Linked DNA regions of Homo sapiens: region 2 is linked to region 1. Evidence: read pairs that join two places in POLR2A ChIA-PET (ENCODE). Cell type or tissue: IMR-90. All regions are shown on one strand. Each heading gives the region's core, and the rest is flanking DNA. Links, peaks and the distances in the headings are about the cores only.

Evidence for each region. ChIA-PET counts read pairs that join two places held together with the same protein. Peaks named below come from ENCODE experiments on the same cell type or tissue, not always from the same donor. Only the 100,000 strongest peaks of a DNase experiment are listed, where the experiment ranks them.
Region 2: POLR2A ChIA-PET joins it to region 1 with 5 read pairs; 3 of 35 experiments call an interaction of 5 or more read pairs at or near these places.

Annotation. Positions count from the first base shown.
Region 1 is chr11:67,271,515-67,281,884 of GRCh38, reverse strand. It overlaps GRK2 (G protein-coupled receptor kinase 2), which reads right to left. Exons shown (of 21, transcript NM_001619.5): 2 at 4,537-4,613; 3 at 2,612-2,685; 4 at 2,366-2,467; 5 at 2,185-2,259; 6 at 1,985-2,046; 7 at 1,102-1,153; 8 at 701-792; 9 at 327-426; 10 at 157-235; 11 at 1-63. Among named protein-coding and RNA genes, the nearest start is that of GRK2, 10 kb to the right of the region's middle. RefSeq lists enhancers at 3,891-4,100, 3,688-4,301, 4,821-4,870, 4,302-4,915, 8,905-9,869 and 2 more. In IMR-90, for the core only: a CTCF peak has its summit at 4,821 (motif pointing right); a DNase peak (open chromatin) is centred at 4,194; H3K4me3 peaks cover 256 bases; H3K27ac peaks cover 1,715 bases.
Region 2 is chr11:66,985,204-66,995,573 of GRCh38, reverse strand. It overlaps the pseudogene LOC124902849. Among named protein-coding and RNA genes, the nearest start is that of C11orf86, 15 kb to the right of the region's middle. In IMR-90, for the core only: no CTCF peak of the experiment used is centred there; no DNase peak of the experiment used is centred there.

The DNA of each region.
Region 1 (10,370 bases), core at 1,946-6,945:
AGAAGCGCATGTCAGCCTCTGAGAAGACCCCGTGCTGGGAGAGGTGGTAGTGCAGGTCCCCACCTGAGGGAGGCAGTCCCACAGGCAGCACTCAGTGTCTTGCCCCAGCCTCCCGTGCCTGGGCCCGGCCCACCCTAGGGCCCGGCCAGCACTCACCGTTCATGAGGTCCAGGATGAAGCTGAGCTTGTCTGGCGTGTGGAACGCGTATGACATGCAGACAATGAATGGGCAGTCCTAGGAGGGGAGAGGAGGGGAGGGGGCGGGCAGTTAGCAGGGGCGCCCGGGGTTCCAGAGCCTCAGCGGCAGCCCGGCCCACCCAGCTCACCCCAGTGCTGACGAGCGAGAGCATGATGCGCTCGTTCAGGGCCAGGGTCTCCCCCTGCTTCATCTTGATGCGCTTTTTGTCCAGGCACTTCATGGCGTACCTACGGGGCAGAGGTCGGCAGTCAACACCCACCCTCAGAGCAGGGGCCCAGGGCTGCCTCAGGGGGCGCTTGAGGGAAAGACTAGACCCAGGACCAGCGTGTGACACAAATCAGAGACAGGGAGGGCTGGGGCCAGAGGAGCCTGCGGGGGTAACAGCACGGCAAGACAGGAGTGCATGGAGCAGCAGGTGGCCCTGTGTGGAACCCGGCCTGTCAGGGTCCCCCAGGAGCCCGGCTCCCCGAGGTATCCCACCGCGCCGAGCAGGGTGCTCACATCTTGCCTGTGTCAGCCTTCCGGCACCCATAGACCTCGCCAAAGCCCCCGCGCCCAATGATGCGATGCACGCTGAAGTCATTCATGGTCAGCTGAGGGGCAGCGACAGCTGCGGTCACCACAGGCTGCCTCTGCCCAGCCCTGGGGCAGAGGCACCTGGGCAGCAGGGGCTGGCCCCATGCCAGGGTCCCCATACCCATGTCCTGGCCATCCTTGCCACATATTTACCTGCTCCGGCCTCCCCATGCTGGGATCCCGGCCCTGACCCCCATAGCCACGGCCCTGGGGGCTAAAGGACAGACATCCCCTGACCTCCCCCTCCCAGCCAAGCCACAGGCCCAGCTCCCGGGAGAGGAGCAGCAGGGTGCGTGGCTTTCCATGCCCCACCCAAGCCCACTCACGTGGATGTTGAGCTCCACATTCTTCCACTGGCAAAACCGTGTGAACTTATCGCTGGAAAAGAAGAATCAGGGCTCAGGGGCCACTCAGAATGTGGGAAGGATGATGCTGTCGTGAGCCTCCCCACCCAGCCGCCACTCCCTGGGGTCCCGTGAGGGTAGGTGTGGAAACATCACGAGCGTTAATGTCCTCTTCCAGGAAGGATATGTTGAGGGCCTGCCCGCCCACAGCACCAGTCAGGGCTGCTTGGGTGCCCAGCATGGCCCTCGGCCACCTGGCCGTGGCTTCCTGCTGGAATCAGATCCGCACAGAAAGGAGGTCTTCCAGTCTAACCCAGACTTCCTGCTACCATATCCTTGACAAGTACGTCTCCTGTCCCTGCTTGCATACCCCCAGTGACACAGAGCTCACTCCATGGCTGGGCAGCAGTGACCCTAAAACAGCTGCTCCCTAAAGCTGGCTGAAATCTACCTACAATTCCCACCCACCGCGCCAACTCTGGCTGTGAGGGTCACGGGGGCCATGCGCTCTACTGGGCCTACCCCTACCAGGACTCTGATGCTTCTCAGTCCAGGTGGGCCAGCAAGGTGCTATACAGCCCACGGGAGAGAAAGAGGCACAGGTGGCACAGCTCTCCTAGCTCCCTGGAGCTAGGAGACTGCCTGGGATGGGCTTTGAGCTGCCTGGTGCTGAGGAGGGCAGGGTGGGAGATGACCTGCAGCCTGTCTGACTTCTCAGGAGTCCTTGCAAGGGGGCCGCTGACGGGCCAGCCACCTGCCTGCTCAGGGCCTAATGAAGGCTGGCTTCTGCCCTCCACGCCAGCCATACCCCTTCTGAGAGCGGCCCCTCCCTCCCCCTTCCTCTCCCACACTTCCCTGCTCTCACCTCTCAATGAATTTCTGGAACACGTCCCCTCGGAGGTTTTGACAAATCTCTTCGATGTATGGCTAAGGGAGGAAGCTGGAAGTTGGTGACTGAGCCCCGAGAGACCGTGGTTGCCCAGGCCCCACCCCTGGCTGACCAGGCTTGTTGACCAGGGGCTGTCCAAGGTGACCTTGCCTGGGGAGGGACCGGGAGGCACACACCTGGAAGAGATCCGGAGGCACCTGCTTCTTCCCCAGGTGGCCTTGGACATGCTCAGTGGCACTCTTCGAGAAGGGCTGGGGAAGACAGAGGTGGCCATGAATTCTCAGCAGGGTCCTCTCTTCCCCTCCCAATCTGCAGGTGACTCTGGGCCAGCACACAGGGCCAGCTGAGGACACTCACATGCGAGCAGGCCAGCAGCTCCTTCATGATGTATGAGTCGAAGATCTCCCGGCTGCGGGCCACACGCTCCTCCTCCGTCTCCAGCTTCTCGTACTTCTTGATCTGGAGGACAGGATTCCTGCAGGTCATCTAGAGCCCAGCAGGGAATGGGGATGCCCACACCAGGCAGCTTGTGGGTTCCACAAAGCCGCCCCAACCTCCTCCCCTTTCTCCAGGCAGAGCAGGGCTTGGGCCTCTGGGTCTCACCTCCTCATAGAATTCCACCAAGGGCCTGGCCTCCTCCAGGTGGTTCAGGCAGAAGTCTCGGAAGAGCAGGTACCCTGAAGGCAACAGTGTAAGGTCACAGAGCCACGCCTCTCTCAGAGGCCTTCCCATCATTGTGGATGGTGTGGGTTGGGCTCCCTGGGCAGAACTGGCTATGGAGGTGGCAAAGGTGGTCTCGGCCCCAGGCAAGGGGTGGGCCAGGCAGCTGCTAAGGCTGCTGCCAACGTGAAGATTCCTGGATTCTGGGTTGGGGCCCCTGTGTTTCTACCCTCTTCCTGAAATCTGTTTCCCCAGGTGGTAGCTGGACGGCGATGGGCACCAGGGTGAGGCAGAGGAGCGGGGTTGGCTCTGGCATCAGGGAGCCCTGGCTTAGCACCTGGGCCCCCACTCACTGCAGCCCAGGGCCCTGCGCCTGCTCTGTGAGGCCGATACCCCCCACCGGGGCGGGCTGTGCAGGTGCAACACGATTCAGTCTGGGGGCCCTGGGATGCTGTGGCCACCGGGGCCAGGTCAGGCTGCAGCATGGGGAAAAGGTTAGCAGGGGGCTCTGAGGCCACACCACTCCTCTGGACCCTGCCCCACTCCAGTGTCTGGCTGATTTGCACAGCAGCCTGAGAAACAGGCAGGGAGGGTGGGTCCAGTTGGGGAAACTAGGGCTCAGGGAGCTGGTCAGACACACTGTCTGTGGCAGAGGCTCAAGTGGAACTCAGGGCTACTCCACCAAATGGCAGGTCCCTGGGAAAGAGGTTGGGGCTGGGGCCTCAGGGCAGGGGGCATGGAACGGGTGTAAGCCACAGGGAACTGGAGAGGCAAGGTGGGCTGTGGGAGGGGCTCTCAGGGGACCCCAGATAGGGTGTCCTCATGCCTGAGTAAGGGGCCTGGACCCTGGACCCCGGCCCCCGAGCACTACCAGGGGACAGAGGCCCTCCTCAGGCCTCCAGTCTGACACGGGTAACCAGGCTCGAGCTGGGTGGCCTCTCATGCCTTCGGGGGCACTGCCTGGGCACCTGGGTCAGAGCTGCGGCCATCATTTCAGTCCTCACTGCCTGGCCTTTAGTGCAGGGCCTTTGAGGAATGGGGGCCAGGCTTCACAGTGGGCACAGTGCTCCCATCTGACTCTGACAGGCCTGCACAGTCGGACTCATGAGTCCCATCTCCCAGATGAGGACACCATCAGGCTCAGAGAGGTGAAGCAACTTGCCCAAGGACAAAAGGCACAGGCCTGGGACCCAAACTTTGTGCTTCTTGACACACCGACTCCCCCAGGCTGACCCCCAATGCCTGATCCCATCAGGCCAGGATACCCCCTGTCCAGAGCTGAGCTCCTGTTCTCGGGAAGGCCAAATCAGAGCCATGTGGGGCTGGAGCCTGCTTCCCGAGACCTGCCCCAAGCCTGCCCTCCGGGCCAGGTCCGCAGGGTGGGTCACATGAAACTTCTGACAGCAGGCATCAGACACCAGCTGGAGGAGGAATGGAGGGCCAACACCAGGCAGGTTGCTTACAAAGAGGGCCCATGGGGTGGGGCGGGGCCAACCACAGCTCGGCAGGCGCCACAGGAAGGGCCCCGCCTCTTCCTGTCAGTTCTACCAACGGCCCAGAGCAGCTGCGGCCGCGCCAAGGGGAAGCTGCAACTCTCAAAAACAAAAACCCCAAAGGAGGAACTTCCCTGGCGGCCCTGGAAGACTCTGGGCCCCCACCCCCACCACGGGGCTCCCTGGGCCGACAGCCAGGGGCAAGGAGGCACGCAGGGTCGCAGCGACTTGGAGCAAGCCCTGGGGTCTCGCTGGCTGCTCCACCCTGAGTGGATGGGAGGCCAAATCTCTGGAGAGTGGGGAGCACAGCTGGGCTGGCTGGGGTAGGGGCAAGAAGTTAAGTCCGGTGGCTGGCAGAGCCACTGCCATACTCACCCAGCTTCTGGGAAAAGATCTTCTCAAAGGTCACCTCGCCCCGGTCCTCCAGGTACTTCTGCATGACACTGCGGATGCTGTGGGTCAGGGGGGCGCAGTAAGCAGAAGCCCCCAGAGCCCGTGGGGGCTGCAGGCCCAGAAACGCGAGCTGAGGGCACTGTGGTGGTGTCGCCACTCCCTCCAGGAAGGAGGCCAGCCCGTCAGGCCTACTCACTTATCCCAGCCACAGGTCAGACCAGAAGGCTTCAAGGAAGCCTTTGCCTGCACCGCCCCCGCCAGGCTGTGTCCTCAAAGGCCAGGGTGGCCGGCAGGTGGCCCCCTGCTCAGAGGCCCACCGCCTGTGGGGTCTCGTCCCAGTGATGCCACCGGCTGGCTTTGGGAACTTGGCCAAGTCACAAAAGCCAAGCCTGGTTTGTGAGCGGATGAAAAGACACACATGTGGCATCTCCACGCAGCAGCACATGGCTCGGCTGTAAAAAGGAACAAGGCACCAACAGGGGCCACAACGTGGATGAGCCTTGAAAACATGAGGCTGAACGAAGCCAGTCACAAAGGGTTGCCACATATTGTGAGATTCCACTCATATGAACAGATCCACGGACACAGAACGCAGATCCGTGGCTGCCGGGGGCTGGAGAGAGGGAGAGGAGTGACTGCGGTGGGGACGGGGTTTCTTTTTGGGGTAAGGGTTGCACAACACGGTCAATGTACTAAAAAACACTACATTGTATAATAAAATGATGAATTTTATATGAATTGCATCTCAATTTTTTAAATTGTAAGAAAAGGCCATGCCTTGGTTCGTGTGTCCCTAGTACTTGGATATAAAATGTGACCCCTGCCCTGGGTTGCTTGGTATGGCCATAGGGGAGGGCCTGGCCATTGTGACCCTCAAAACCCAACCCGACATCCCCCACCCTGTTTATCTCACCCCACACTGAGTGCTGTCTGGGAGCGCCACACCAGGCTACACTCCCGGCCTCAAATACCACCTTACTGTCCCCTCCTGCCCTCTCCTGGCCCACCTCAAGCCCAGCCCTGCCGGTCTGTCCCAACAGCCAGCTGAGGCCTGCATCTGGTCCTCACTAGTCTGGGCTCCTGGGGTAACGTGTAGCTGCCATGCTGAGGGCATTGCAAGGCTGGGGGCCTGAAGGGACAACACACCTGAGCCCATGTCACGCTCACATGGCCCTGCAGGTCTATGGGGCCACCAGCAGGCCTCCCGTGAAATGACTGCAGCTGGTGGAGATTTGGATCCGCAAGTCCAGGTTCTCTGTGCTTGCCATGGCCCCTGCCTTTCTGCACCCCGGCCCTGCCTGCCCCTAGGAGCCCAGCCCAGGGCTGGTCGGACTGGCCACCCAGGCTGTGGTCACGAGGACCCGCTGCACATCTACCCCTGAGGCACTGTGTACCTCATGCCAAAGCCACCCCCTGCTCCAAACAGCCCTGCCCAGGGCATGGTTCTGAGCCTGTGATACCAGACAGCGTGTGCAGAAGCCTTGGGAAGGAGAGGAGGCCTCTGGGTCTGGAAAGCCTGTGTGGAGAAGGTGGAACTCCACTGGGTTCCTGGAGTGCAAGTGGGATCTCGGCAGCTGGCGAAGCCAGGGGGGTCGGTAGACGTGGGAACAGGCAGGGGACAGTATGTCCAGGGATGAGCAAGGGGCCAATGGGGCAGGAGAGAGGGCACACAAAGGCCATGGTGAGGCGGAGGGCAGGGCCTTGCAAACCAGGGGGCTTCACAGCCAAGGAGTGGGCAGGAGAGCAGGACTCAGGAGGCTTGGTCCAGGGCGGTGGGTGGCCCGACTCCACTGGAGGCGCCACGCGGAGGAAGCCCAGGCAGAGGCAACACTTGGGCAGGAAGAAGGGGAAGGGGGTGGGTGGGAGAAGGCTCAGGCTGTCGGGGACCGGGAGAAGGGTTATGAGGCCAGCCCCGTGAGGGCTTCCAGGCTTTGGGCCCGAGGGTCTGGAAGAATGGCAGCTTCAGCCAGAAGAGCCGTCTGCGGAGAGCAGCTCCAGACAGTGCGGACCTGGCCTGTGGACCCTGCCTGGCCTCTGACCTCGGCCTCGAGAGGGGGCTCTTATCCGCTTCCACTGGGCACTGTCCTTCCAGGAAGGGCTGCAGTGGACTCCCGGGCCTCGGCCCCTGATCTCACTTGGTTCCAGCCTTCCTCAGGAAAGGCCGAGCGAGATAGCACGAGCACAGCAGGGCTGCCATGAGCACGGTTCCAAGGCCGCGACCCCCTGGCCTGCTCCCCACCCTCAGAGGCTGGGAGGGGCCGCGGCCTCTTCCAAAGTTGTCTCCAGCAGGAAGCAGGGCACTGAAGACAAGGATGGGCCTAGGTGACCCTGAGTTCGCATCCTATGACTGCTTTGGAACAGACCCTGCCTGGATGGGAAGAGGGGGGCCCATGCCCCCCACCGGGGAGTGAGGATGCCCTCTGAGAACTGACAGGAGCTCCGAGGATGGGCCCCGCGTCCACACCAGCACACCCGCCCCTTCGGGCCACACGCCAGCTCATGTCCACCAGCCACCGTCAAGGACATGTTTCCCGGCATGTGGGACTCCCAGGGACACAGGAAACGGTGGACGGAGATTGTGGTGTTTCACACACAGCAAGGGCTTCATAAAAATCTCTTGAATTGAGAAAGACACGGTCCCTGCCCTTGGCACCTGCAGACAGGAGGCCTGGGCCCTGGGCGACCCTCAGGGCACAGGCTGTGCACTGGGAGACTGGAACGTGGAGAAAACCCCAAGGTCAGGGGCCTGCATCTCACCTGGGAGGTGGGCCAGGACATTTTGGTCCACAGAAGGGGATGAAAAAAAGCAAAAAAAAAAAAAAAAAAAAAAAAAAAGGTGCTGGTCAAGCGGAAGGTAGCGACAGGCAGATGCAGATGACAGGCAAAGCAATCCCAGCCTGTAGGGGTCACCCACCAGGAGCCGGGCATTGTCCCAGGAATGGGGGCCACCGGGCTTCAGCAGTAAGCCCCACTGAGCCCCAGACTTGCTTCTTAGGAGCCTGCAAAAATGGTGCCAGCTTGGCGGGACGCGGTGGCTCACGCCTGTAATCCCAGCACTTTGGGAGGCCGAGGCGGGCGAATCATGAGGTCAGGAGTTTAAGACCAGCCTGACCAACATGGTGAAACCCCGTCTCTACTGAAAATACAAAAATTAGCCCAGCATGGTGGCGTGCGCCTGTAGTCCCAGCTACTCAGGAGACTGAGGCAGAAGAATCGCTTGAACCCTGGAGACAGAGGTTGCAGTGAGCCAAAATCGTGCCACTGCACTCCAGCCTGGGTGACAGAGTGAGACTCTGTCTCAAAAAAAAAAAAAAAAAAAAAGGTGCCAGTTTGGCAGAGGGAATGGCCACCTAGGAGCCAGGGAGTAGCCACTGCCACTTTTCAACTGGACACACAAAGTCTCCAAGGGGGAAGCATGCTTGGTTCCCTGCCTGCGACAGCCAGGGGAACCTGCCGGGCAGGCCCTTTCTCCTTCCCAGGGGCTCTGCTGTCAGCCCCGGCCTGGGAACAGCAGGAAGCAGGACCCGGGGCTCTGAGGCCATCTCTCCCCTCAGCAGCCACGCCTGGGCATGGCCACCACATTCTTCCCAGCCCACAGCACTCCACTTTCTTCCTTAAAAAGAAAAAAATGTTTTTTAAATAAAATAAACAACCCCCCTCCCCCCAAGCAAGAAACCAAACACGAGGTCAGGCCTGAGCAGAGTCCTTGAATGGAAGGCCCCCAAAGTGGCAATTTTAGGGTTTCCTGTCTATTCCCATGGGTCTGGCCGCCAAGGGAACTGGCAGGTTGGAAGAACTTGCCACTGGGGGCAGCTCCTGCCAGGGTGGCAAGCACGGGCGAGCACAGGGGTGGGACAGCCTCCTGGACTGGGTCACCTTGTCTCCAACACTGCTCCCTGATACTGGCAGAGTCTGGAGTGGCAGTGAGCCCAGAGCGTGTCCCTGTCCCCCACCCAGGTCAGCAACCCTGAGATCCGGGGGAACGTGGCTCCCAAGATCTACTCTGGAGCATCAGGAGAACCAAGCGGCCTCAACAGTCCCAGATGGAAGGACGCTAAGGTTCCCAACACCTTTGGGCAAGGGCCTCAGAGTTGCCTTTGCTCTGGCCGTTGGACGGGTGCCTGGGTTCCAAGTGGCCCTCACCACCTGGTCACAAACTTGAAATGTCCAGTTTCCCCAGCTGTAAAATGAGGATGTCAATGAGATGCTGAATCGCCACCGTCACACTGGCCATTTACAAAGCCTGGGTGGACACGGCAGAAGGAGGGCTTCTAATATGCCAGGCTGGCCATGCTGCCCGCCGTGCCCCGCCTGCTGGGCCATGGGAGAGAGCCGCCAGAGCCCCATTTCTCAGTGCCCCACGGCTCACCGACAGTCCATGCTAGAATCACACAGTAACTGGTCTTGCTCAAGCCTCTGCTCCACATTTGCCGTGTCCTCGGAGAGGATGGGGCCTTGGAGGATGGGGCCTGTGGCCAGGGCTGAGCCGAGCAGGGTGGGACTCCTCTGCTCACAGACCAGCTTCAGGCACTGCATTGCTCTACTGCGGGCCCAGTGGGTAGAGCCCGTGGCTTGCCCTGCCAAAGTATCAAGGGCTCCTTGGCACAGAGGTACTTGGTGCCCACCCAGCTTTGGGAAGGAGCAGTCAGTCCCACCTTGGCACCCCTGCAGTTACAGCGGCCTGCACCAGCTCCTACTGCTCCCGGAGCAGGCTCAGCCCAAGACAGTGAGCAGCTGCAGCACTGAGCACTGGGTGACAGGGAAGGAGTGGGTGCTGAGGGAGCACTTCCGGTCCCTTCTGGCACCTCATGGTTCAGAAGAAATGCAAAGTCCAGGCCATCCTCTGTGGCCTGGGCTCTCTTAGGTGTCTCCTGCTCGGGGTCAGAGGCTGTAGCTGTGTGGACAGGAGGGGGTGACAAGTCAGAGACAAACACACTCTTGCTGATGGCAAGGAAGCTGGCTGGGCCACGTGCTCCGAGGCCCACAATGAGTTCGTGGCAAAGAAAATGTCCAAAGGCTCCCTGAGAAACGGCCTCCACTAGAGCACCCTCCATCCCCCCCTTGACCTCTGTGGAAGAGCTGGGTGCAGGGCTCAGAGGACCCTGACTTGTGCCCAGCCTCTGGCCTGGCTGCCCTCCCGTCCCTGACCAGGAGCTGTAGGAGACGAGCAGCCCCCTTCCCTGGAACCCAGGATGGGAGGCAGCCTTGGCTGGCAGCTGGCAGCCAGGGGCCATGCTTCCTGTGCCCCTCATGTGACAGTGATGCTAAAGCTTTGCCACGCCAGGACGGTGCAAGCTGGCATGAAGGCTACAGGCCTGGCAGGTCTGGTGCGGCCACTCTGGGAACCGTCCCCTGGGAGATGAGCGAGCATTCACCAACCAGTGCAGCAGGGCCTGTGGCTGTGGCCGAGGTGCTCCCTGTGGCATTTCCAGGAAACCAGACACCAAGGTGCCAGCAGCAGAAGGAAGTCCCCTGGGGCTTCTTAATGTTTCTCAATGACTCTCCCTGGGGCGAACAAGGACGGGGCCACAGATCAAATAGGAAAGGCCAGCCCAAACCGGCAGGTCCAAGGTAAGCCCTGAGCAGGGGAGAGAAAAAGCCAGCTGGCCCCGCACACACAGCCAGGGTCTGCAGCAGCCTGGGCTCCGGAACGTCGTGTCGGCCACAAAGCAGCTCCCTTGCGGGGATGCTCAGGAAGAGGCACTCTGGCGGCCTTGTCAAATGTCACGGCTTCTTCACAAATATGACATGAGCACCCACACCCTGCAATTTACTGCTGACATGGAGACCGTAATCTGCATTACGCTAGAATGCAC
Region 2 (10,370 bases), core at 1,832-6,831, 290 kb after region 1:
CTGAACATATAAAGCAAAACATTTTTTAAGAAGAAAAAATAGACCAGATGCTGTGGCTGACACTTGTAGTCCCAGCACTTGGGTAGGCTGAGGTAGGTGGATCACTTGAGGTCAGGAGTTTGAGAACTGCCTGGGCAACATGGTGAACCCTGTCTCTACTAAAAATACAAAAATTAGGCCAGGCACGGTGGCTCACGCCTGTAATCCCAGCACTTTGGGAGGCCAAAGCGGGTGGATCACGAGGTCAGAAGTTCAAGACCAGCCTGGCCAACATGGTGAGACCCTGTCTCTACAGAAAATCCAAAAATTAGCTGGGCTTGGTGGCACGTGCCTGTAGTTCTAGCTACTCAGGAGGCTGAGGGAGAATTGCTTGAACCTGGGAGACAGAGGTTGCAGTGAGCCAATATCGCGCCACTGCACTCCAGCCTGGGCGACAGAGCAAGACTCTGTCTCAAAAAAAAAAAAAAAAGTTAGCCGGGCATGGTGATGCACACCTGTAATCCCAGCTACTTGGGAGGCTGAAGCACGAGACTCGCTTGAACCCAAGAGATGCAGGTTAGTGAGCCGAGATTGTGCTACTGCACTCCAGCCTGGATGACAGAGTGAGTGAGACTCCATCTCAAAAGAAAAAATAAATTGTTATATCATTTTTGCTCCTAAAAAAAGGAATAGTTCTATAATATCAAATATCTGGTCAATTTCTAGTTAATGTTCAAAGTTCCAAATGTCTCATAAATATTTTCTTTATTTTTTTTTTTTTTGCAGTTTGTTTGAATTAATATCCAAATAGAAATAATGCAATTGGTTAATAGGTCAGGTTTCTTTTCATCTAGAGCTTTCCCATCTCTCTTTTTTCTTCATAATTTATTTGTTGAAATAAAGTGGCCGGGCGTGGTGGCTCATGCCCATAATCCCAGCACTCTGGGAGGCTGAGACAGGTGGATCACCAGATGTCAGGAGTTCGAGATCAGCCTGGCCAACATAGCGAAACCCCATCTCTACTAAAAATACAAAAATTAGCCAGGTGTGGTGGCGGGCACCTGTAGTCCCCGCTACTCGGGAGGCTGAGGCAGGAGAATCGCTTGAACCCGGAAAGTGGAAGTCGCAGTGAGCCGAGATTTTGCTGCTGCACTCCAACCTGGGTGACAGAGCGAGCGAGAGTGAGACTCTGTCTCAAAAAAAAAAAAAAGTTGGGCTGTTTGTCCTGTAGGAATCCCCACACCTGCATTTTGCTGGTTGCAGCCCCATGGTGTGATTTGATATGTTTATCCATCGCCAGGGGTTCTTGTAAATTGGGGTTGGATCTAGAAGCTTGATAAAACGCAGCCTTGACTTATTTGGGCAAGCATGTTTTATAGATAGTACTGTTGCTCCCATCAGGAGGTACATACTGTCTGGCTACCTCTCTTTTTGTGATGTTATCATATTGCTTTATTTTCTTAATTTCTTATTTTGTTTTGTTTTTTTGTTTTTCTGAGACAGGGTCTCCCTCTGTGGCCCAGGCTGGAGTGCAGTGGCGCAATCTTGGCTCACTGCAACTTCTGCCTCCCAGGTTCAAGCGATTCTCCTGCCTTAGCCTCCTGGTTAGCTGAGATTACAGGCGCATGCCACCACGCCCCGTTAATTTTTATATTTTTAGTAGCGATGGGGTTTCACCATATTGGTCAGGCTGGTCTCGAACTCCCGGCCTCAGGTGATCCACTCACCTTGGTCTCCCAAAGTGCTGGGATTACAGACATGAGCCACTGCGCCCGGACTTATTTTGAAAAAAATTTATACCTACGGAAAGTTGCAAGGGTAGTACAATGTATGCTCATATACCCTTCACCTTGATCCACCAATTTTTGCCACATTTGTTTTATTGTTCACATTCTTTTATATGAATATGTAATATGTGTATATGTGTATATATTTCCTTAAAATCATTTGAGAATAGGTTGTAAACATTATGTCCCTCACCCCTAAAAACTTCATTCAGCATGCATCTCGTAAGAACTCCCTTACATAACCATCAAATTTGGGAAATGTAATGGTGATACCATTCTATTCTTTAATATCTAGATCATATTGCAATTTTGCCAATTATCCTGTGTTGCTTTTTTTCTTTTAAGACGCAGTCCTGCTCAGTTCCCCAGGCTGGAGTTCACTGGCATAATAATCGCTCACTGCAGCTCCATCTCCCAGGCTTAAGCAATCCTCCTGTCTCAGCCTCCCCAGTAGCTGAGACTACAGACATGCACCACCATGCCCAGCTAATTATTTTTTTAGCAGTAGACATGAGGTCTTGTTATGTTGCCCAGGCTGGTCTCAAACTCCTGAGCATGCCTGTAATCCCAGCATTTTGGGAGGCCGAGGTGGGCAGATCACAAGGTCAGGAGTTCGAGACCAGCTTGGCCAACATGGTGAAACCCCGTCTCTACTAAAAATACAAAAAATTAGCCAAGCGTGGTGGCAGGTACCTGTAATCCCAGCTACTTGGGAGGCTGAGGGAGGAGAATCGCTTGAACCTGGGAGGCAGAGGTTGCAGTGAGCCGAGATTGAGCCACTGCTCTCCAGCCTGGGCAACAGAGCGAGACTCAATTTCAAAAAAAAAAAAAACAACTCCTGAGCTCAAGTGATCCTCCTGCTTCAGCCTTCCAAAGTGCTAGGATTACAGGTATGAGCCGCCATGCCCAGCCCTGTGTTGCCTTTTGAAATGAACTTTAAAAGACTTATTTCCAAAACATCTAATTCTGGCAGCCACGAATTCATGGCCTCATAAGTAATTTATAAATCTATGTTAAATCTATTATTTGATTTTATTTGATTTGATTTGATTTTTTTTTTTTTTTGAGACAGAGTTTCACTCTTGTTGCCTAGGCTGGAGTACAATGGCGTGATCTTGGCTAACTGCAACCTCCGCCTCCTGGGTTCAAGCAATTCTCTTGCCTCAGCCTCCTGGGTAGCTGGGACTACAGGTGTTAGCCACCACGCCTGGCTAATTTTTGTATTTTTAGTAGAGACGAGGTTTCGCCACTTTGACCAGGCTGGTCTTGATCTCCCGACCTCAGGTGATCCACCCGCCTCAGCCTCCCAAAGTGCTGGGATTACAGGTATGAGCCTCTGAGCCTAGCCTGATTTAAATTTTTATCAAAGCAACCTATGTGCTTAGTTTACAAAATCAAATAGTTGAATTCAACCTGGGAAAGCTGATTTCCAAAAAAAAAATCAAATAGTTGAAGACTTAAGAAAACCAGCAGCACTTGGCCCTATCCCATGCCACCCCCAGGGCAGCTGCTCTGGGAGGTGTTTCCTCTGAGATTTACCTCTGTATTTCTAGATTATATGCTTGCATTGCAATTTCTTGGTTTTTCAAATTTGGACACTATCTATTGACTTCCTACTATGGAAGATGAGAGCTTAGCTCTTCTATCTCCCTCCCACTCCCCACATACATACACACCTATCCTTTCTTCTGGCCCTCCCAACAGAGTTCCGTCGTGATTTTTGGTTAAATAAGTATTTGTTGATTACATTATTTTTACTATGTAAATATCATTTACAGCTGAGCTGCTTAGTGTTCTAAGTGTTCATTTCCATTCTTGTATTTTTTTTTTTTTTTCATAGCTACAGGGCTGGGGCTTGATTGTTCTGGGCTCCCAGAGTCCTACCCAGAGCAGAAGTTGGTACACATTTGCTGAATGAGCGAATGAGGCTTGAGAGCTGAGCATGGTGGCTCATGCCCATAATCCCAGCATTCTGGGAGACAGAGGCAGGAGGATCACTTGAGCCCAGAAGTTCGAGATCAGCCTGGGCAGTATAGCAAGACCTCATCTCTACTTTTTATTGAAAAAAAAAAAAAAAACTGTGGGCTGCGCGCCATGGCTCATGCCTGTAATCCCAGCACTGTGGGAGGCTGAGGTGGATGGATTACCTGAGGTCAGGAGTTTGAGGCCAGCCTGGCCAACATGGTGAAATGCTGTCTATACTAAATATACAAAAATTAGCTGGGCATGGTGGTGCATCCCTGTAATCCCAGCTACTTGGGAGGCTGAGGCCACTCACTTGAACCCAGGAGGCAGAGGTTGCAGTGAGCTGAGATCACGCCACTGCACTCCAGCCTGGGCGACAGAGCAAAACTCTATCTAAAAAACATAAAAATAAAAATATAAATAAAAAATATTTTTTTTGAAAAGAGAGTCGGCCGGGCGCGGTGGCTCACGCCTGTAATCCCAGCACTTTGGGAGGCCGAGGCGGGTGGATCATGAGGTCAGGAGATCGAGACCATCCTGGCTAACAAGGTGAAACCCCGTCTCTACTAAAAATACAAAAAATTAGCCGGGCGCGGTGGCGGGCGCCTGTAGTCCCAGCTACTCGGGAGGCTGAGGCAGGAGAATGGCGTGAACCCGGGAAGCGGAGCTTGCAGTGAGCCGAGATTGCGCCACTGCAGTCCGCAGTCCGGCCTGGGCGACAGAGCGAGACTCTGTCTCAAAAAAAAAAAAAAAAAACAAAAAAAACAAAAAAAACAAAGAGAGTCAGGGCAGACATGTGCCAGTAAATTCAAAAGATTAGAGAGGGAACCCCAAATTCTCAAGTTCCGCTACCTGACCCAAGTAAGCCTCCTTCCATGAAGTTTCCTAAACTCTTTTGGATGCTGAAACCTCATTCAATAAGTCATTCATTCATTCAAGTCAGTTAACAACTTTTTTTTTTTTTTTGAGGTGGAGTCTCACTCTGTTGCCCAGGCTGGAGTGCAATGGCATGATCTCGGCTCACTGCAACCTCCACTTCCCAGGTTCAAGCGATTCTCTTGCCTCAGCCTCCCAAGTACCTGAGATTACAGGCATGCACCACCACAACTGGCTAATTTTTATATTTTTAGTAGAGACGGGGTTTCTCCATGTTGGTCAGACTGTTCTCAAACTCCCGACCTCAGGTGATCCGCCCACCTCAGCCTCTCAAAATGCTGGGATTATAGGTCTGAGCCACCATGCCCGGCCTCAGTTAACAGCTATTAAATGAGCATCTATTAAGCACCAGGTATTGGGAATACAGCAGGACACAAAACATATCAAATTCCTGTCTCATGGAGCTGACATTCTGGTGGGGGAGACGATAAGTAAATGTCAGCCAGAATAAACAGGTAAGGAACAGAGAGAAAGGATGGGTTGGGGAGAGCTGGGTTTGTTGTTGTTGTTGTTGGAGACTGAGTTGTTGGAGGCTGGAGTGCAGTGGCACAATCTTGGCTGACTGCAACCCCACCTCCCGGGTTCAAGCAATTCTCCTGCCTCAGCCTCCCGAGTAGCTAGGATTACAGGAGTGTGCCACCATGCCAGGCTAATTTTTGTATTTTTAGTAGAGATGGGGTTTTGCCATGTTGTGCAGGCTGGTCTCGAACTCCTGGCCTCAAGTGTTCCATCCACCTCAGACTCCAAGAGTGCTGGGATTGCATCTGGAATTGGTGGGTTCTTGGTCTCACTGACTTCAAGAATGAAGCCGCGGACCCTCGCAGTGAGTGTTACAGCTCTTAAGGTGGTGCTTCTGGAGTTTGTTCCTTCTGATGTTCAGATGTGTTCGGAGTTTCTTCCTTCTGGTGAGTTCGTGGTCTCGCTGGCTCAGGAGTGAAGCTACAGACCTTCGCGATGAGCTCCTAAGGCAGTGCCGCCTGGAGTTGTTCGTTCCTCCCGGTGGGCTCATGGTCTCGCTGGCTTCAGGAGTGAAGCTGTAGACCTTCGCGGTGAGTGTTACAGCTTATAAAAGCAGTGTGGACCCAAAGAGTGAGCAGTAGCAAGATTTATTGCAAAGAGCAAAAGAACAAAGCTTCCACAGTGCAGCAGGCGACCCTAGTGGGTTGCCACAGCCGGCTCCCGCAGCCTGCTTTTATTCTCTTATCTGGCCCCACCCACATCCTGCTGATTGGTAGAGCCCAGTGGTCTGTTTTGACAGGGCGCTGATTGGTGCCTTTACAATCCCTGAGCTAGATACAAAGGTTCTCCACGTCTCCATCAGATTAGTTAGATACAGTTTCGACACATAGGTTCTCCAAGGCTCCACCAGATCAGCTAGATAGAGTGTCAATTGGTGCATTCACAAACCTTGAGCTAAACACAGGGTGCTGATTGGTGTGTTTACAAACCTTGAGTTAGATACAGAGTGCCGATTGGTGTATTTACAATCCCTGAGCTAGACGTAAAGGTTCTCCAAGGCCCCGCCAGAGCAGTTAGATACAGAGTGTCCATTGGTGCACTCACAAACCTTGAGCTAAACACAGGGTGCTGATTGGTGTATTTACAATCCCTGAGCTAGACATAAAGACTCTCCACGTCCCCACCAGACTCAGGAGCCCAGCTGGCTTCACCTAGTGGATCCCGCACCGGGGCTGCAGGTGGAGCTGCCTGCCAGTCCCGCGCCGTGCGCTCGCATTCCTCAGCCCTTGGGTGGTCGATGGGACTGGGCGCCTTGGAGCAGGGGGTGGTGCTCGTCGGGGAGGCTGGGCCGCACAGGAGCCCACGGAGGGGGTGGCAGGCTCAGGCATGGCGGGCTGCAGGTCCCGAGCCCTGCCCCGCGGGAAGGCAGCTAAGGCTCGTGAGAAATCGAGCGCAGTGCCGGTGGGCTGGCACTGCTGGGGGACCCGGTACACCCTCCGCAGCCGCTGGCCCGGGTGCTAAGTCCCTCATTGCTCGGGGCCAGCAGGGCTGGCCGGCTGCTCCGAGTGGGGGGCCCGCCAAGCCCACGCCCACCCGGAACTCCAGCTGGCCCGCAAGAGCCCCGTTCCCGCTCGCGCCTCTCCCTCCACACCTCCCTGCAAGCTGAGGGAGTGGGCTCCAGCCTTGGCCAGCCCAGAAAGGGGCTCCCACAGTGCAGTGGTGGGCTGAAGGGCTCCTCAAATGCCGCCAAAGTGGGAGCCCAGGCAGAGGAGGTGCCGAGAGCAAGCGAGGGCTCTGAGGACTGCCAGCACGCTGTCACCTCTCAGGATTACAGGGATGAGCCACCTCGCTCAGCCAAGACCTGTTTTTGGTAGAGGTCAAGGAAGGCCTCTGTGATGAGGCAATTAATGAGCAGAGAGGCAAGGAAGTGAGGCAGGCATTTCGGGGAAGGTATTTCAGGTAGACGGAAGGGCAAGTGCAAAGGTCCTGAGGTGGGATGTGTGTTGGGTTCCGGGAACAACAAGGGGCCAGGGTGAGTGGAGCCGAGGGAGAGGCCTCCTGATGAATTTGGAGGCACCCAGAGGGTAGAGTGTCATGGGCCGTGGAATTTACTCTGCATGAACAGGGAAGCCATTTCTGAATTTTGATCAGAAAAGTGCCTGGACATGGCTTTTGTTTTGGACCTTGTGTGGTAAGTAAATGGCAGAGGGTGAAGCTGAACATGGGCCACCAGGTAGGAGGCTGCAGAAATTATCCCAGTGAGAGATGACGGTGGCTCAGCCCAGGGCTGTGTTTCTGAGGATGAGGGGAGGAGCTCAGAGTGTGGATATATTTTATTTTGAAGATGGGGCTGACAAGGTTAGCTGGTGGATGTGGATGTACAGTGCCAGGAAAAGCGTTCCCTGCTTGCTTCGCTGCTTCCTCCATTAGTGCAACCGAGCAGCCCCATTTTCCCTGCAAGATGTTTATTTCCATCTCTCAGGCTTTTTCCTCGCAGGAAGCTCACGGGAAGCTGAGGAAGGTGTCTGGTCAGGCCGAGAGTCACACTGGTTTAGGAAGTGGGGCCTCCGTTTAATCTCCCTCATCTCACTGCCCCAGTTAGCACTTAACTCTGTTCTGCTTCGTGGCAGAGCAACCAGTCTGGAAAGAGTCACCGACCATGGAGGTTTCCATCCTTCCAACTGTCTCTTGTCTGTGGACATTTAATGTCAGCACACTAACTAGACATTGTCTGTTGTCTATGTTCAGGAGGTGACAACCATGAGAGTGAGGGTGGGGAGGTGGGACCTGTGGCTCCAGCTTGGGCGCGGGGACAGAGCAGGGAAAGGCCCAGGAGGCATCCCACACAGGCACAGGCAGAAGCAGGGGCGCAGGCATGCCACCAACCATCATTGACACATCCGCCTCCTGCTGTCAGGGCTGATGGCCTTGGCGGGGGAGGGGAGGCCCAAGTGCTCCTGGCCTCTGGGAGCAGCTACTGGGGGAGGTGGAACTCGGGCAGGGGGAAACAAGACAGAAGGTAAAGCTATGCCAAGGAGGCCAGATGGGGTGTTGGGTATAGGGCACTCAGCTGTGTGTGGCCCAGTTAAGCCCGCCCCTCCCTCTGAGCCTCTGTCTGCACTCCTCCCAGTGGACCCCACCCAACCTCTGTGCTCACATGACCACAAGGAATCTTTCTAAGCTGCTGCTCTCTCTCTTCTACTGAACACTCTGCAATGGCTCCCTCGTGCTCCTCAGGCCAAGTTCAAACTCTTGTTCTTGTCTTCCCAGTCTTTTTTTTTTTTTTTTTTTTTCCTTTTTTGGAACAGCATCTGGCTCTCTCTCTCAGGCTGGAGTACAATGTCGGCTCACTGCAACCTCTGCCTCCTTGGCTCAAGCGGTCCTCCCACCTCAGCCTCCCAAGTAGCTGGGACCACAGGTGTGCACAAGCATGCCCAGCTAAATTTTTTTTTTTTTTTTGAGAGGGAGTCTCGCTCTGTCCCCCAAGTTGGAGTGCAGCGGCATGATCTTGGCTCACTGCAACCTCCGCCTCCCAAGTTCAAGTGATTCTGCCTCAGCCTCCTGAGTAAGTGGGATTACAGGTGTGTGCCACCGCGCCTGGCTGATTTTTGTATTTTTAGTAGAGATGGAAGTTTCACCATGTTAGCCAGGCTGGTCTTGAACTCCTGGCCTCAGGTGATCCACCCACCTTGGCCTCCCAAAGTGCTGGGATTACAGGCGTGAGCCACCACGCCAGGCCCTTCCTGGTCCTTTGAGCTCTGTCCCTTGCCAAACTCTCTGTCCTCACATCCCCCAGTTCCACCTTTTCCCCAGGAAACTGAGTTTGCCTTGTTCTCCCAATATTCCAGCTGTTCCATATCTGCATGCCTTTGCACCTGCCGTTCCCTCTGCCTCATGTGCCTTTCCAACTCTTCCACTGGGGTAGCCCACACTCAGCTCTGCCGGCCCCTCCTCAGGAGGCTGTCTCTGGTGCCCACCCTCCAAGAGCTAACCTTGCCTTTCTCAGGGCACCTTTGTGCTGGGATGTGGGCTCTACCTGGCTGGACTTCAGTGCGCAGGCGCGACTCATCTTTGCTGAAGTCCTCGCCCTAGCAGGGCCCTGAGTGAGCCTTGCCAACTATTGACTAACTGACTGCTTGTACCTGAAGCTCAGAGAAGGGAGACATGGCCTGGCTGGGGTGGGACAGGGAGGGTTCTTTGGCAGCCACAGTGGGAGTAGGGGGCCGGGAGAAAGCTCCTTCCTCCCAAACCCACGACCATGCAGGTCATTAAAGGACAGCCCACCTCCTGGGAGGCCCCAGGGTGGCCATCTGGTCTGGGGCTGGACCCACTTTCCCAGATCCTGATGGCCCTTCCCTGCTGCCCATGGGCCTGCCAAGGCCAAGACCAGCCAAGGTGAGCTGAGGACACACTGGGCTCCAAATGCCAGGCTTCCGAGGCACTCATTGAGCCGGCGCTTCTGTGGGCTGGCCCTGGGCTCAGCACAGTGTGTGCCTTGGCCCTGCTCCATCCTCCAGGTCGCCTCCAGCCAGGTGCTATTATTAACATCCCCATTTTTCAGAGGAGGCTGCTGAGGCTCAGAGATGAGACCTGCCCTGGGTTGCACAGGGAGAACATCCTGGAACTGGCTCCTAAGAACCAAGGACCAACTGCTCCACATGTTTTACATGTACTAACTCAACAATCTTGTAAGGAGGGACAGCCAATTCGAGGGACAGAGAGGTTAAGTGGCTTGCCTGATGTCACCCAGCTAGCAAGTGGCAGAGCCAGGATTCAAACCCGGGCAGTTTGGCCACAGAGCTTTTACTCTCTAACATGATGAAGAAGGTGGTGAGGAGCGGGTGATGGTGGTGTTGCCTCTCTGGACAAAGCATCTGCAATTTGCAAAGCGCTTACAACACTCAGCATCTCATCTGCCCTTCAGCCCAAGGGAGAAACAAAGATCAGGATCCCATTTTACGGAGGAGAAAATGAAGACCAGTGGTGTCCCCAGGGTCACTCAGCAGGCTAGTTGCAGGGTGGAGGCTTGGACTCAGACTTCCACCGGAGCCTGAGCCCCTCCTGGCTCTCCTGACTGGCTGGGCACCCTGAGTTTGGTGCCTCCCGGGGAAGGGGGCTTTGGATACCCAGTGCAGGCAGAGAACTCTGGGCTGGGAGGTAGGAGTTCTGGAAGGGGACCCCCAGCATTGCCTCTGGTTTGCTGTGGGAGCCTCAGTTTCCTCATCTGTAAAATAAATGGGTTGC